Linked DNA regions of Mus musculus: region 2 is linked to region 1. The links are chromatin loops, found by intact Hi-C in ENCODE. Cell type or tissue: left cerebral cortex. All regions are shown on one strand.

The links. Peaks named below come from ENCODE experiments on the same cell type or tissue, not always from the same donor. Only the 100,000 strongest peaks of a DNase experiment are listed, where the experiment ranks them.
Region 2: it touches region 1 in a loop (2.4-fold over the local background); 2 of 42 quality-filtered maps call a loop at or near these places.

What each region holds. Positions count from the first base shown.
Region 1 is chr12:28,970,982-28,978,981 of GRCm38, forward strand. The region is part of intron 1 of Gm31508 (predicted gene, 31508); the gene reads left to right. Among named protein-coding and RNA genes, the nearest start is that of Gm31508, 65 kb to the left of the region's middle. In left cerebral cortex, a CTCF peak has its summit at 3,959 (motif pointing left); DNase peaks (open chromatin) are centred at 3,702 and 4,484; H3K27ac peaks cover 3,399 bases.
Region 2 is chr12:29,079,890-29,087,889 of GRCm38, forward strand. No RefSeq gene overlaps it. Among named protein-coding and RNA genes, the nearest start is that of Gm31333, 58 kb to the right of the region's middle. In left cerebral cortex, no CTCF peak of the experiment used is centred here; DNase peaks (open chromatin) are centred at 3,020, 3,394 and 4,117; H3K27ac peaks cover 2,291 bases.

The sequences.
Region 1 (8,000 bases):
TCCTGCTTAGTGAGATAGCAAGGAATGGGCAGCCTTCCACTAGGCTTGCTAAGCCCCCCGGGAGCCCTCACTATGGGATATGGCTTCCATGGAACCTAAAGGTCTCTCTGTGGTAGAAAGGGGACAGGTAGACGGTGAGGCTGGAGAAGGATGACTGGGTTAGAGTGGAGGGCTTTCACCCAGGGAGGGACTCCTGGACAGACTGTGTGCTTGAAGGGCACAGTGCTCTTTAAAGGGGATTGCCTTTTTAAAATAAGGAGTTTATAGAGGATTCTGAGATAGAAACCCAATTCTTTCCTGAGTGCCATATAACATTGAAGGGTAGGACTCCTGGCTGACGTGGCAGCTAAGGCTTCCACTATTGAATAGTCAAAGACGTTTTAGAGACACACACTTACTGATGAGTATATTTAATAAGTGCCTGGCATTGTTTTTGAAACCACTGCCGGAGCAAAGTCACACACATGGCTCCTGTTTCCAGAGGCTGAGTGATTAGCACTAACGCACACAAGACACCCATGAACCGTTCGATTCAGGACACAGTTGTTTGGCATGACCCGTTAGGTTGATTGAAACATTAGCTGTCCTCAAAGCTGCAAGGCAATGGAGATTGAATTGCTTTATTCCCTTTTTGTTGTATTTTCTATATAAACTATATCTTAGAAAAGATGAACAATATTCAGAATGCATTGGTTCAGCACGTAGCCCTTTCCTTCTGACACTATTGAGCTGTGTGAATGGGACCTACCTACAGCCAGGATAGAATCAGAGGTGAGGGTTTGCTCCTAACTATCAGGAACTGTTTTTTGTTGCTGTTGTTGTTGTTTGTTTGTTTTTTAAAATCACTTTAGGAGATAGAGAATCAGTAGAGCCTCCCAGCATGAAAAGTGTTTCTCCATGATGGTCTTTCTTGAATCATTCCTGACCTAGATATTCTGCAGACACCCACCTGGGTCTCCTGGCCACCTCTCGGCGGGACACTGTGCTTTCTCTGCTCTCTACAAGACAAACACCCGTCTTCCCTGCCGGCTCTTCACTGTACATAGTGTGGAGCTCCCTAGAGTTGAGTGAACACCTGGCAGCCTCATTGATTAACTATACAGAGCACAAAAGGGCAAGGCCTTCCTTCAATACTCTTCCCAAGGCCAGTTCTGCCTCCTTCAGCTTTTCTTTATGCTCTTTGTGGGGCGGCTCCTTACCCACCTGGAGCCTTTGCACTGCACAAAACCTGGCACAGGCAGGTGCTTCACAGATAGGAGTGGACACACACTGAGCTCCTATTGGGACAGCCCTGCAGGTGGGGTTTACTTTTGTTAATTCTTTGAGAATTTTGTAAATGCATGCAATGTATTTGATCATATTCACCTTTTTACCCTAACTTTCCCCAGATCCATCTCCCACTCTCTCCCAATTTCCCCCCTATATGGAGAGGAAGGCTTTATTTTGGTTTATAGTTCAAGGGTACAAGCTGATGTTGTGAAGGAAGTCATGGCGGCAGGGACTGGAAGCAGTAGATCACATGACATCCACAGTGAAGAAGCAGACAGAGATGACTGTTGATTCTTAGCTCACATTCTCCTTTTCCTTCAGTCTGGGACCCCAGGCCATGGAGTATGTGTAACATGCTGCCCATACTAAGCATAGGTATTCCCACCTCAGTTAACCCAGTCTATATATATCTTATATATATCTTAAAGACATGGTCAAAGGTTTCTCTCTGAAGTGATTCTAGATCTACCAAGTTGACAATCAGTATTAAACACCACTAGTTTACAGCATCTAGTTACAAAAGTAGGAAGGCTGAGTTAGCCAGGGATTAGATTCAAGAAAAGCATGGGGAAATTTATATTTTTAAAAAATGTGTTTAGTTGAAATAGAATTATACAGCTTCCCCTTTTCTTTTCCTCCCTCAAGTCTCTTCTAGATATCCTCCTCAAATCCCTCCCATGCCCTCCCACTCTCAAGATGATCGCCTCTTTCTCTCTGGTTATATTGTGTGTGTGTGTGTGTGTGTGTGTGTGTGTGTGTGTGTGTGTGCATATATACATCTGTGTACACACACACACGCACATTGATGCTTGTATGTATATGGTTTCAAGGCTGATCACTCTGTATTGAACAACCAATAAAAGCACTCATTGCTGGAAAGGCTAATTTTCATCCCAGCTGTCAAGAATTGCCCAATTGCCTACAGTTCTTTGCCTAGGGGTGGAACCCTGTGAAATTTTCTTCCTTTTACACTGATATGTCCATTAATACTGCTACTGATCCAGTCTTGTTTATATGGGTTTCTCCTCCTCCCTCTCCTCCTCTTCCTTCTCTTCCTCTCCTTTCCTCCTTTTCTCCTCCTCTGACCCACTGAATCCAGTGTGTGCTCCCTATATTCACATAGGTTTGAGGTCACCCACTGGAGAGTTGTGGACCTACCAGAAGATACACCCTTAAGGAAAACTGAGTCTGCCTTCCCAAGGAGCCATTAACTGCCAATAGCTCCATAGCTACAGGTGGGAGGTTGTGAGCTTGCAGACTGGCTTGTTCTTGTACAGGTCTTGTGCGGACAGCCACATGTGCTGTGAGTTCATGAGTCCTGTGGTATTTTTATGTCCAAAAAATACTGTTTCACCAGAGTCCTTTTTGATCTCTGGTTTTTAAGGTCTTTCTACTCCCTCTTCCTCCACAGTCCCTAAGTCTTAATTTGGTTTTGTTAATGTGTCTCCTATCTTTCTTTTAAATTTTGTTATGAAAAAATTTAAAATTTAAATGTACTTGAAGAGGCACAGACACCACAATTAACCAATCTAATCATTATCCTTACCTACAATTATCAATATGTTATCAGATTCTCCTATCTGCTTACCACTGTCAATAACGGACACCTGTTTCACCTGTAGATGCTTTTGTCTGTGTCTTTAAAACTAAAAGGTTTAAATGTGACTATGCTTCCATACCTAACAAGATTCATAGTGTATTGGCATTCTATCTACTCAGCTCTCATCTATCTATCTATCTATCTATCTATCTATCTATCTATCTATCCATCCATCTATCCTTTCCTTGGCTGTCCTTGGAGATTCCTGGAGATCATTCCACATGGGAGAGAACACACACTTGGCATGCTAGTGAGAGCTCATGAGAAGCAGGGTCCCAAGCCTGATGCCCATGAGCTGGCATTACTGTGCTGTGCTCACAAGGACTTCATTTAGATATGTTTATGGATTCTGGGTCCTTAAGTCATTATAGTGAGATAAAGTGCCTCTTGCCTGAAAGCAGAGAGGGCAAAGCAGGTGTTAAAATCTTTTCTAAGTTTGGGTATGGTGGTTCATGTCTATAATTCTAGCACTAGTAGGGCAAAGGCAGAGAGAGTGTGTTCAGAGCCTGCAGCCAGTCTGGGCTACATAGTGAGTTCCAACCCAGACTGGGCTGCAGAAAGATACCCTGTCTTGAAAACATTTCCAGCAATGGGGTCAATGGTTCTTTGACAAATAAAAGTCCTGAAGCCACAGCTTTTCAGCTCTGTGTGCACCTGTTTGCCTTGAGCTTGCCACTGTCAGCCAACATTTGAATTAGAGGCCTCAGCCTTCCATGTAAAGGCTCCATTTCAGTTTGAGGACTTTTGAGCAAGGCTCAGGGCCATCCTTTGTAATGTGTGCCAGTGTTTCCCAGCTCGAACTGAAGCATTACCATGGCAACAGAGAGCATGTGAAACCGACAGGTTCCAGAATGAACTGTTTGAGGCACACCAACGCAGAGCGCCGAGGGAGAGCTTTATTTTCTACATGATGGCACATCTGCTGTTAAGGAATGTTAACTCGGTATTTCTTTCTTCTCAAAAAGCATTGCTGGTGCAGGGCAGGGAGATGACCTGGAAGATGAGAAGAAAAAAGAAAACTACTCCAGTTCTTGGTGGGGTGTCCTGGCTGGACCTTGGTGGGTCCTGTCTGAGCTGGTGGCTCTGTGGCTCCCCCTGCAGGCAAGCCACTGTGCCCTTCTCTGATGGTGTTTGTAGAGTCTCTGTCCTGAGCTCTCTGTGGACAGGAGAGGAGACAGGAGGTGGGGTGGGTGGACAAAGGATAACATAGACTGGAATGCGGTGGCATAAGGGCTGTGCCACTGAGAACAGGAAGTACAATGGTCTGCCAGAGGCTGGGAGCAGCTCTTTACTGGAGATGAGAGCTGTGCTCAGGCTCAGGCAGAATTAAGGTGCAGGTGGGTGGGTGGGGGAGGGTGCAGTGAAGGGTGCAGAAGGTAAAGGGTAGGTGGAGGTGGGGAGGGTAGAGAGGTGGTGGAGGGGGCTGGGTTGGAGGTGGGTGGTGTGACTTGTAGGTCATGGTACAAGTGGGATAGAGAGTGTATGGAGATGTGTGAATGCACTGGTGAGGTGAAACCAGACGGGCTGAGGGAGGAGGTGAGTTGGGGTGGAACTGCGGTTAAACACATCAGGAATGCTTCAGCAAGCCAAAAAGCTTTTGCGCACAATGTATAGTGTGACTGGCTTTGCTGTCCAACACAGCACTGTGCACAGGCATGCTTGCTGTACAATACACAGCACCATGCACAGTCACTGTGTCCTCTACCATACAGTGTGGCAGGCTGTGCTGTACAATACACAGCACCAGGGGCAGGCAATGTCTCATTCACCATGCACTAGAGCTTGGCTACGGAGCGTGACTAGAGTGTTTCTAAGATGGAGAAACAGAATCAAATTCTTCAGGGTAGAAGCAGTAATTATATTGATGTTCATACATGCACGCGCATGCGCGCGCATACACACACACACACACACACGTACAACAGACTGAGGTTTCAGAGATACAGTACTAGACACCTTTGGGGTGGGCCCCTTGGTGCCTATGTGCACCATTGAGTTTAGAGTCCTGGGTCAAGGGCAGAGGCCCTGCTGCAGCATGACTGTCTATGAGAGGGCTCTAGCCAGCCAAGAACTTCTGTGTCTGACTGTCCTTGCTGCCTGTCTGTCCTGGTTCCTGTTCTCTCCTTGGTTTTATGGTGAGGGAGGTGTGTCTGCCTCCCTCTCTGAGTAAGTAAGGGCTTACTCTGCAGGGAGGTCCGACTCAGAGAACAGGGCAATGATGCCTCTTCCTGTGTAGGAAGTGGAACGGACCCAGACCCAGGCCAGCCCTTCCTCAGGCAGTTCCTCCTGTTTCTACCCACCTGCTACTAGGCATCTGTCCTTTGTTTCTTTGCCTCCTCTCTTTTCAAACAATGGTTTCTGTCTTGACCCCTCTCCTTCCTTTACCTATCAGCATCTTTTCTGCTTGCCTTCTCTTTCCTCTCTCTTCTGCACTCCATTAATCCTCCCTCCACACCCCACACAGCTTCAGGCTACACTTGGAGCGCATCTCTTTGAGGCCTTTTGCTGACATGTGCCACCCTGGTCATGCTATAGCCTCGGTTTCAGTTAAGATGTCACCAGCGCTCAGCCATTAACTGAGAAATTCAGGTGCTGAAATGGGTCCCTGTAGTAGGGACTGGTGCTTGCCAGGTAAGTATAAAATCTTGGGTTTGCTCTCTAGCCCCGTGTAAACAAGACATGGTGGCGCGAGCCTGGAAGAGGAGCAGAGAGAATCATATGTTCAAGGCCATTCTCCAGCTGCATAGTAAGTTGGAGGCCAGTTTAAGATCCATGAAAGCCCCTTTCAAGAAAGGAAAAAGAAATGAAGGCCTTTGCAGTATCGGAGTAGCCAATAGTCCATGCCATCCTGCTGTGTGTAGGTAACAAAGACAGTCATGTGTACGGATGTCCTGTCCTGGGCTCTAGGATCTGCTCTCTCGGCAAGAGCACCCATGCCCAGAAGAGAGTCCAGACTCGGTAGTCTGTTTCCTTCACCCAGAATCTCCCTAAGGCTTCAAGCAACCCTTCATCCCCACAAGTCCAAGGCCATCGTGGACTCTCTCTCTCCCCTTCTACTTGCTGTAATTTCTCCATCCTTGGTTCTGTGCTGAGTTTTCTCTGCTGGCTTCCGAAGAGAAAGAGGAAACAGTTGTTCCTATAGCCAAAGGGCTGCCTCTTGATATCTCATTCTAAAACAAACCAACAGGCAAAGGGAGTGCTATTCCCATGTTCTAGTCCATGACCAACAATGCACATTTGAAAAGCCAGAGCTGAGTACAGTGCCTCACATATGTACTCTGTAATCCCAGCTCTCTGGAAGGGGAGGTCAGAACTGTCATGAGTTCAAAGACAACCTAATCTTTCGTGTAAAGTCCTGTCTCAAAACCCCTAAAATCAGATCTGGAGTCATAGCTCACGTAGTTGAGTATTTGTTACATACACGGAAGCCTAAGTTAGATCCACAGGCTTGCATAAATATGGGGGTTAACATTTGTAACCCCAGCATTTGGGAAGTAGGGATAGGATCAGAAGTTAAGGGTTGTACTCAGCTACATGACTAGCCTAGGATAAAATCCTAGTAAAAAAAATCCTAATAAAATCCTATTTCAAAAACTAAACAAAAGGCTTCCTACCCCCCCATTACCACCAAACAAACAAAAGTCAACAGAAATGATCTTTTCTTTTAAATTATTAATAATAGGAGATTCAGACCTTTAAAGCCAGAGATTCCACAAAGCCTTTCCTCACTGTGTGAAGGCCAAACTGAATAAGTTTGCTCTAGTGACAAGGACAACGTGGTCTGGATTCTGTGGCCTCTAATCCAGGTACAATTAGACCCAGAATCTTGCTTCTGCACAGCTTTTAGCAACATGATATACCAGCCTTCTCATCCAGGTAGTCAGAACCCGATGCTCTGGGCTCTAGCCCTGAGCCAGCCCTTCTGAGCAGGCAGCGTGACTCCAAACTGTCTTCTAGTGCATTGAGATGTTATCAACTTAGTGGCTGAAAAAGGAGACCACAGATATTTACAATTAGGGTCTGATTCAGTGAGTCTCCAGAGAGCCAACTGCAACCTTCCATCAAACCACAGCTACACACTGTGTTCTGGATATTTGGTGTCTCTGTCTCAAAGAAAAAAGTCTTGGAGAATTAAAGTCAATTCTTTGTATTAAAAAAAATCCTCACATTGTTATTACTTAAGACATAATTTTCTCCTTCACAAATCTTTCTTAGTCAAGAAAAGACTTGTCCCTTTTCCTCAGAACCAAAGCTCCTTTGTTCACCCCTCAGCGATGCTTAACCTCTCTTGATGGCACATTGGAGGCTAATAGGAAGTCTCTCTGCCCTGCTGGGTTTCAAGGATGAGAGCACACCGAGCACTGATAGCAGATCCGGGGAAGACGCCCAGCCTTGAGAGGTACAGGTGCGGCTGGAGGGGACTGCACAAGCCTTGAAGGTTCACATCTGTCATTTCCCTTGCCTTCATTTTCTGTGATGTTTGGCATTTTTCATGGGGAATGCATCGTCCTCTGATGGTTTGGCATGGACTCATCATAGAGTTTGTCCTTGGGGAAGAATTCATTGTGGAGCAGAGAGAGAAGCTACCGAGCTCCTGAGCTGATGGGCAGCCATCCATTACTCCTCTAGGAAGCAGCCGCGCCTCAGGCTGGGCCTACCTGGCCTCTTGCAGCCATGTCTTCCCCAAGTGGCCACACCCATCCTCCCAGAACTGGCCTGGGATCAGGCTACTTCTCTGTCACAGTACTGGAGTGACTTGCTATCGCATGGAGCCCCAAGGTCACTATCTTCACTATAGCCTGCCACCTGCAACTGACTAACCTAGACAGATATTACCTAATTTGTGTCAGGCCAAGATGTTAACTTTTAGGTGGGCTAGTATTCATCAGCCAGGGACCATATATCACACCTGGACCCAGAACCTAGGATGAGGTAGAATGACTCTAAGGTTATAAGGATTATCTTAACCTCCAACTCAGGGAAGCACCCGGCAACAAGAGGACCCTGTATCCCAGAGGATGCAGTAGCATGCACCAGGGTGTTGAGAATACAATAACTAGAATTTGTGGGTCTCAGGGTCAAGGATGGAGCTGTGAACCCTTCTCTCTTGTCATTCATTCCCTAGAGGAGC
Region 2 (8,000 bases), 110 kb after region 1:
TATAAAAAGTCTGGAAATGCTAATGTAATTAATATAATGGGACAGACCACTATTCACTAACAGTATGAAATGATCTAAAAAAATTCTCGAAAGTAGTTACCAGAGCATTGCTGCAATTTTACCTTTGCAAGTTACTAATAGCTTCATGGAACAGCAAGGCAACTGAGTCACGTTCTGAAGTTACTATAAACTTGATCATCAATGGAAAAAGTCTATGAGAAACAGACTTTAATGCTAACCTTACTTATGGATGTGTGTGAGCCAAGCATATGTTAAATTGCAAAATGAATTAAGCAGTGTATAAAAATTAATTGTGATCATTATGAGATATAATTATCTTCACAATTAAAAGGTAATTTAACATCAGAAAATAACCTGATAAAAATTTGCAGTAAAAATGAAATAATTTTTGATTATTTTTTGTGTCTGTTTGTGAGGGAGTATATGTATGATATTGTGTGTATGTGTGATATTCTGTGTATGTGTATGTAGTAGAGTGTATGTATATGTGTATGTATGTGATTTTGTATGCATGTGTGTGTTCTCTATATGTTCAAGTCTGTGGAGGTAAACATGCAGGTGTGTGTGGGTGTGGTTTTGTGTGCATATGTGTGTGGTGGTGGTTTATGTATGTGTGTGTTACGTGTGCAAGTGTGTGGAGACACCCATGCAGGTGTATGCATATATATGTGCATGTGTGTACATGGAGACCATAGGTCAATGTCAGGTGTCTTTTTTGATCACTTCTCACTCTGGTTTTCGAAGCAGGGTCTCTCACTAAACTGGAAATTCAGGGCTCTGTTATGCAGACCAGCCAGTGAGCTCCAGAGCCCTCCCCGTCCCTTCCCTCAGCAAAGGGATTACAGGTGGTTAGTGCCATCATGTCTTCTGTGGATGCTGGCCTTCTGAACGCAGGTCTTCACCTGTGCAGAATCGCCTCCCCAGCCTAGGCTTGATTATTTTAATAGATAGCATTTTGGTGAAATCTCATACGACTTAATTATAAAATGGCTTAGAGAGCTAGGAAGACTGAAACCTGATTTCCATGAATAAAACCACCCAAAGCAACAATGTCATGCTCATGACAAATGTAAAACTCAGTGTTGTATCTTTAATGTGTTCACACTAAAGCAGCGAATGGGACAGTGGCTATTTCACCTCCATCCATCGTTGTCCTGGAGAAGTTATCCAATACAACATAAGAAATTAAATAGCTATAGACATTGGGAAGACAGGACTAAATTTTTTGGGCATCTATCTATCTATCTATCTATCTATCTATCTATCTATCTATCTATCATCTATCTATGAGCATGCATGTGTGTATGTGTGTGCGCACATGCGCATGTGCCTATACATGCCATCACAATAATTTTAGTGGTCAGAGGACAATTTGGGGGAGCTATTTCTCTTCTTCTACCCTTTGAGTCCCAGGGATTAAACCTAGATAGTCAGGCTTTGTGACAACAAGCACCTCTATCTACTCAGCTGTTCACTGGCCTGGAAGAGACGATACTTTTAAATGTTATATTACAGAAGTCAGTCTATCAGCTGGGTGTGGTGGCACTTGCCTTTAATTCCAACACTTGGGAGGCAGTGAGTTCAAGGTCAGCCTAGTTTAGTTCCAGTTCTAAAGCTATTATACAGAGAAATCCTGTCTCAGCACACACACACACACACACACACACACACACACACACACACACACACACCAAAAACAAAAGTCAGTTTATCTTAAGAGCAATGCAATTCACCCTCCTCTCATTGCATATACAGATTCTCTAGTAAGCTGAACATCTTTTAAATTAAAAATTCACTATTTTTATTTTATTTGTATGGGTGCTTTGGCTGCATTCACAACTGTGTACCATGTGCATGCCTGGTACACTTGGAAGTAAAAGTGGGTGTTGGGTTCCCTAAAACTAGAGTTACATATGGTTGTGAGCTTCCAAGAGGGTGCTGGGAATGAAACCTAGGTCCTCTGGTAAAGCAGTTACCGTCTCTTAGCTATGCCATCGCTCTAGCCACATAAGCTGGGGATTTTAAAAATGAAATAAACAAGGCATATTTCATAATCATTAGATGGCTGAAACTTTAAAATCCTGGTAATGGACTTGTTATTAGGAAGGGGATGGTCAATTAGAAGCTTTTGATTCTAGTGAGGGTAGCCGCTGCAGAGACAGGAGCCATTTCTGCTGGTCAAGGTGACTCTGGACCCTTGCTTTCGTGAAATCTTTGAAAAGATCTGAGTGGAATGTGACAGTACCACTGACCCAGAAGTTCTATTTCCTGGCTCATAACAATGACACACCGTCTTACAAAGTGCGTAAAGACATGCAGGCCGTGAAGCTTTGCATACTCGTGGAGCATTTGTGATTTGGTGGGATGACCTGGGTGCCTTTTGGCAGGGAAATGAAGAAGCTGTTGCCTGCACATAAAACGGGTGGCACACAGCAGAGCAGCCAACAGACCAAATCAATAGAAACCAGATGAATAGATCTCAAAAGAATCATGAGTAGGAAAAGAAATGAAGAAAGACAGAGACTATAATTCTACTTACATAAAATTAAAAAAAAAACTGCCTCAGACTGTAAAATATATAGTGATATTCAGAATCAGTAAAAAAGCAGAGGGAGGGGATGCCCCAAATGCAAGGTTTGGATTGCTTATGAGAAGGCATAAAACAAACTAAAGCAAAGCAAACAGAGCTTCAAAGTGCATGGCACAGTGATGGGAGTGTGCCTTGGCAGGGGGCAAGTGGACATGCCCCTCGGTGGTGGGGCATGGCACCATCTCACTTCTTCTTCAGTAGGCTTTCCTGCATTAGAAGAAGGGCTTCATTCCAAGCACACATTATTTCTGAAGTTCCCAAGCTGGGCTTGTGCCTGCTTTATGAAAGCCGGTGACTTGTAGCTGTCAAAGCTCTGGGCTTTCCTACCCTGCTACCTGAAAAGAACTCAGCGCTAACTGGCTCCCCACCACCCTGGCCTATTACCTTCCCCTGGATTTTTTGGTACAGTCTCCCGAGTTTCTCAACTGCTGCTCTTGAAGATTTAAGTCCTAGTCCAACAATATCTGGTCTCCTTGGCTTGCTGCTCGGAACGTTTTTTTTAGTGCCTGTCAAACCCAGGAAAAAAAACGCCTGAGGTCTTCACTGCGGTGTCTGATTCCCTGGGAACTCACTGTCACCTACAGTGGCCTTGGCTGTCTTCATCCTCCTAGCTTCCTCAGTCCCTCCCCTGTCTCTTCATGTGGGCACCCCACAGTGCATCTTCTGGGAGACTCTTCTTCCAGACATATTTGGAAACTTCTGTCTTCCCTCTGGTGCTTCTGTCCCAGGGAGGCTCATTCACCTGCCATGACCTCGTAGCCCAGTCTGTCTACATTTCCTTACTTACTGCCCCCTTTTCTATCTGATACACCTTTGTTAGCTGTCTAACTTTAGGTCTAGCTCCATTCATTTGAACGGTAGCGGTTGTGTAATGACAGAGAGAGTGATCAGTGTTTTAAAATCCATTGCAGCTTAGCACTTGTAACAATAGCAAATGAGAGGGACTTAGTGGATGCTGGGTAAGGTACAGCAGGCAGATGGGAGGACACTGTAGGGACACTAGGGCAGTGTGTCCAGGACAAGCCCTGATGCTTACAGCCATATGACCTCACTGTTTACTTCTAGGAGGCTCCTTTTGTTCATGTGGAGAATGAGAATAAAACAAAGAGCATGTCTGAGTGCCTGCTCCAAGGGAGGTCCCTAAGTGGACGAAGATTGATGATGAATATGAGCAAGGGTAGTGAGGTGGAAGGAACACGCTGAGGTCATCCATGGAAGGAGGTGCTTTCTTAGACCTAGTAGCTTCACATGGAGAGTCCTGCAGAATCCAAGCTGGCATCCTGTAGAAGCTGAGACCCACAAGCTTGCTCCGGGGGAGCTATTTGCTGTGGAGTCTATCTCAGTGTCTCCCCAAACCAGTCCACAGCTTTTCTACAGTGAGCCAAGACCAGCCCCGGATGGGGGTGGGTGTCAGCCAGGCTGAGTAGGAGGCATGGAGGGAGACTGCACCTGTTCCGGGTGATGGCTCTGAGCTGTTGCAAAGGCTCTCTGCTCTGATCACACTTTCTCATCCGCAGTCAGGAAACAGGAAGCGATTTGACACAGCACACTGCATCAGTTATGATCAGCCAGGGAACATTCTCTGATAAGCACTTTCTGCCAGCCTGGGCGGGCATCCTCATCGTGGGCAATCGGCAGCAGAAAGAGGGAGAGTGGCGGCGTGTGCCAGGCTGCAGTCTGGTTCTGTGGCTTCTCTCAGCTCAGAGCCGCAACACCCACTTGTGATGGGGGCCTCCCGGGGTTTTCTCCTAAATCGCAACCCTTTGGATTCTCTGCTGCAATACAGAGGGGGCTTCAGAAGGGAGGACAGAGAGAAGTTGATTGCTTGACGGCACGCAAACGCTCACATATGATTTAGCACGCGGGATTTGATGCGTTCAATTGTGTCTTGTTTTTGCTCTGTCAAGAGAGCCCTGGTGGGGTGGGGTGGTGAGCAAAGATGGAGAGTCTCTGAGATGGGTGTTACAGATGACAACGTGAAGAAGGAATCAGGGCGCCAGGATGTGGAAGAAGGCACACCCCAATTTGTGCTACAGGCCAGAGCAGAGTCCTTTTTACACGTGATGACTCTGTGTGAGCAGTGGGTCTGAGAGAGAAGAAAGCACCAGGCATAGCATCAATTTTAACTACTGGAAATCACTACCATGTTCATGACCTACATTTGTGTTTTAATACATCTCTTATTTTCAACTGATGAGGCTGGCTGTACATATGCATTATTGTGTGACATTTCAATACATGGACCCTGTGTAATGATAAGATTGGGGTCATTGCCACACCTGTCACTTGAGGCACATCATTTCTGTACCCTGAGAATATCTGTAATCTATTAGTCTGAAGTATTCTGCTGAATACTGTCAGCTGTAGCTGCCGTGTGGCTTCTTCCTCTGAATTCCAGCCCCTTGGGTTCTTTTACTGTTGCACAAATAGGGGATTCAGAAGAGAAAACAAAGTGGGAAATTTTGTTGCTCCTATTTGATTTACATGTGTTTTAAAGAGAATCTGGTTAGATTTATTTGTGGTTTGTTTTTAAACATGATAGCTCAACACAGTCTTCCTGTAGTAGGAATCTTTGCCAGTATTCTATAGAAGCCACAGATCCATGTTTGCTCCAGTGAACACCAGAACACACTAGAAGTCATTCTACACAACTGCCTGTTTGGGTCATCCATGCCTCCTTCCTTCTCAGGTTGAGTAACTTTTCTGAGATGAGCTTTGAACTTTGAAGTGTCTATACATGGTCACACTATAAGGTCAAGTTTTCTTCCCATGTTGCTAAAAGTAGCAGAACCTAATTTTCTCATGGTTGAATTATATTCCACGTGTGTACGTATGCATAGAGCCATCTATGCATCCACATTACATTTTCTTTATCCACTCATTAGTCAGTAGACATTGTAGTTGATTCCACAGTAAGCAGAGCAGTAATGGACATGAGTGCCAATGTTGTCTTCATTTCTGTTGGATACATACTCACTGAATCATATGCTGGTTTTGTTTCTAGCTTTATTTTATTTTATTTTATTTTATTTTATTTTATTTTATTGGGTTTGGGGGTGGGTAGAATCTCTGTTATGTTTTCCATAATGGCATTTATAATTTACACTCCTACCAATAGTAGGACAGTGCCCTTTCATTCACACTCTCTCAGCCTTTACCACTTAAAAAAAATCTTTTTGATTATAGTCATTCTAACTATGGTGAAATCATATCACACCATGGCTTTGATTTCATCTCTTGATGATCGATAATATTGATCATGACTCTTTATGTGTGGTCCACTTGTATGTCATTAGAGAAATAGCTAGTCATGTCATTTGCCCACCTTTTAATTAAATGATTTTTTTTCCTATTGAGTTGTTTAAATTCTTTATATCTTATGGATATTGCATCCCTCAACTGAATTATGTGTGAAGCAGACTTTTCAGCTCTCCGACAAGTATCTGAGAAAAATAAGGGGGAAGAATTAATTTTGACCTGTGGTTTCAGGAAGTTCCCTTCATCCCATTGAGGAAGAACTCCCATGGTGGGGAGTAGTTCACATCACAGCAGCCATGAGTGAGAACGAAGGGGCAGAGAGAGAATAGAGGGGAGAGAAAGGGAGGAGGGGAGGGAAGAGAGAGAATAGAAGGGAGAGAAAGGGAGGAGGGGAGGGGAGAAGGGGGAGAGGAGAGCACAGTAGCTTTTTCCTTTCCACCACCCATCTAGGTTCCAGTCTCTGGGATGGTATCACCCATTTTTTTTTTTTTTTAGGCAAGATCTTCCCTCCTAAGCTGATCCCTTCTGGAAACATCACCACAAACAGCCTCATCTTATTTCTGATCTTAGAGAAAACATTGATGTTGGTCACAGGTTTCTCATAAGCAGCCTTTATCATGTTGAGGTCTCTTCCTTCTGTGCCCAGCTGGTTGACTGTTTGTATCATGAGAGGAACACATTGTATCTTTACTCTATATACTGAGATAATCATAGGTTAGTTTTTCATGCTAGGTGGTGATGCATTATTGGTTTGCATTTGTTGAACCATCCTTACATCCCTGAGGTAGGTAAATCCTACTTGAGTGTGCTGTGTATTTTGGTTATACAGGTGAACTTGTTGAGAACTATCTGGGAGTTTGGTTATTAGATCTACTTTGAACCTTGTCTGGCTTGGGCACTTGGTGTCTCCTGGAAAATGCCTATGACTTGAAAAGCACAATGTATATTCTGCAGCAGTTGATGAAATATCTGGTGTTTGCTTGGTCCATTTGTTCTATAGTTTAAATCTAGTGATCTGCTACCCCACACCATTCTTCAGGCTTGTTGGATTTCTGCTAAGAAGTCTGTTGCTGAGCTTGGCATCTGGACGATGGACTGATCCAGGAGAGGCATTGAATTGTTGTACTGGGGCCTACCCCTTCCTCCTATAATCGAGCGCTCCAGCATTGGCACACATATCAATCTAACTTATTTTCTTTGGATGAATTGATACCTTCATCATTAGATGCTAACCCTCCTCACTTCTTTTAACTGTCATGGACAAGACTGGTGCTGAGATTCCTGATCACAGTTGATTCTTTTTGTGTAGGTGGCCTTCTTCTGTCTCTTCACTTTCAGGTCCTGTGTGTCTTTGCTGTGGAAACTAGTTTCTTCTAGGCAGTATGGTCATTGGACCTTATTTTTTAAAATATGTTCAGCTAGCCTATGTTTTTTTCAATCGGAGAATTAACTGTTTACATTCAAAGGCTTTTATTGGAAATGAATACTCTTGTACCCTTTTTATCTCTACCTCTTTTTATACTTCTTGTTCCTTTCTGTAAGACTTGTGTAGACTTCATTCTTTTTAAATTCCTTCTGACTCCTTTGATTCTTGGTGGGTTGTAGCTTCCCACAAGCCTGAAAGCAGGCGGAGACAGACCTTGACCTTGCTATCCCACTAAGGAGATCACCTAGGGTGGAGCCTGCCTCCCTAGATCACTCTATTGTTCAGCCACTGCAGCTGCTGCTACCTGCTGGGAGTCTGCCTAGCTATTCTGGAGCCTATACATGGTTACCTGCAGCTGGGCTCCAAGGATGATTTGGCGGGAATGGGCTTCCCCCTCCTTTATAAAGCATGTCCACCATTAAAAATTTGAGCCTTGATCAGAATCCTGTCTTGGTTCCATCTCTCTCTCTCTTGTCTGCCTAGTTTCCCTCTTTTGTTTCAGCTCCAGGTTGCCTCCAGGCTCGAACCCAGACATGAGAGCCGCAGGCCAGCCCCAACAGTGGGTTATTTTCAGAGATTTGTCTTCTAGTTAGTACATATTTTCTTTAGTTTGATTTATTCTGATCTTGAGGTTCTCAACTAGATTTTCTATTTTATTTGTTGAATTCATTTGTTCCAATATTTCTATTTGGTTTTCTTTTTATG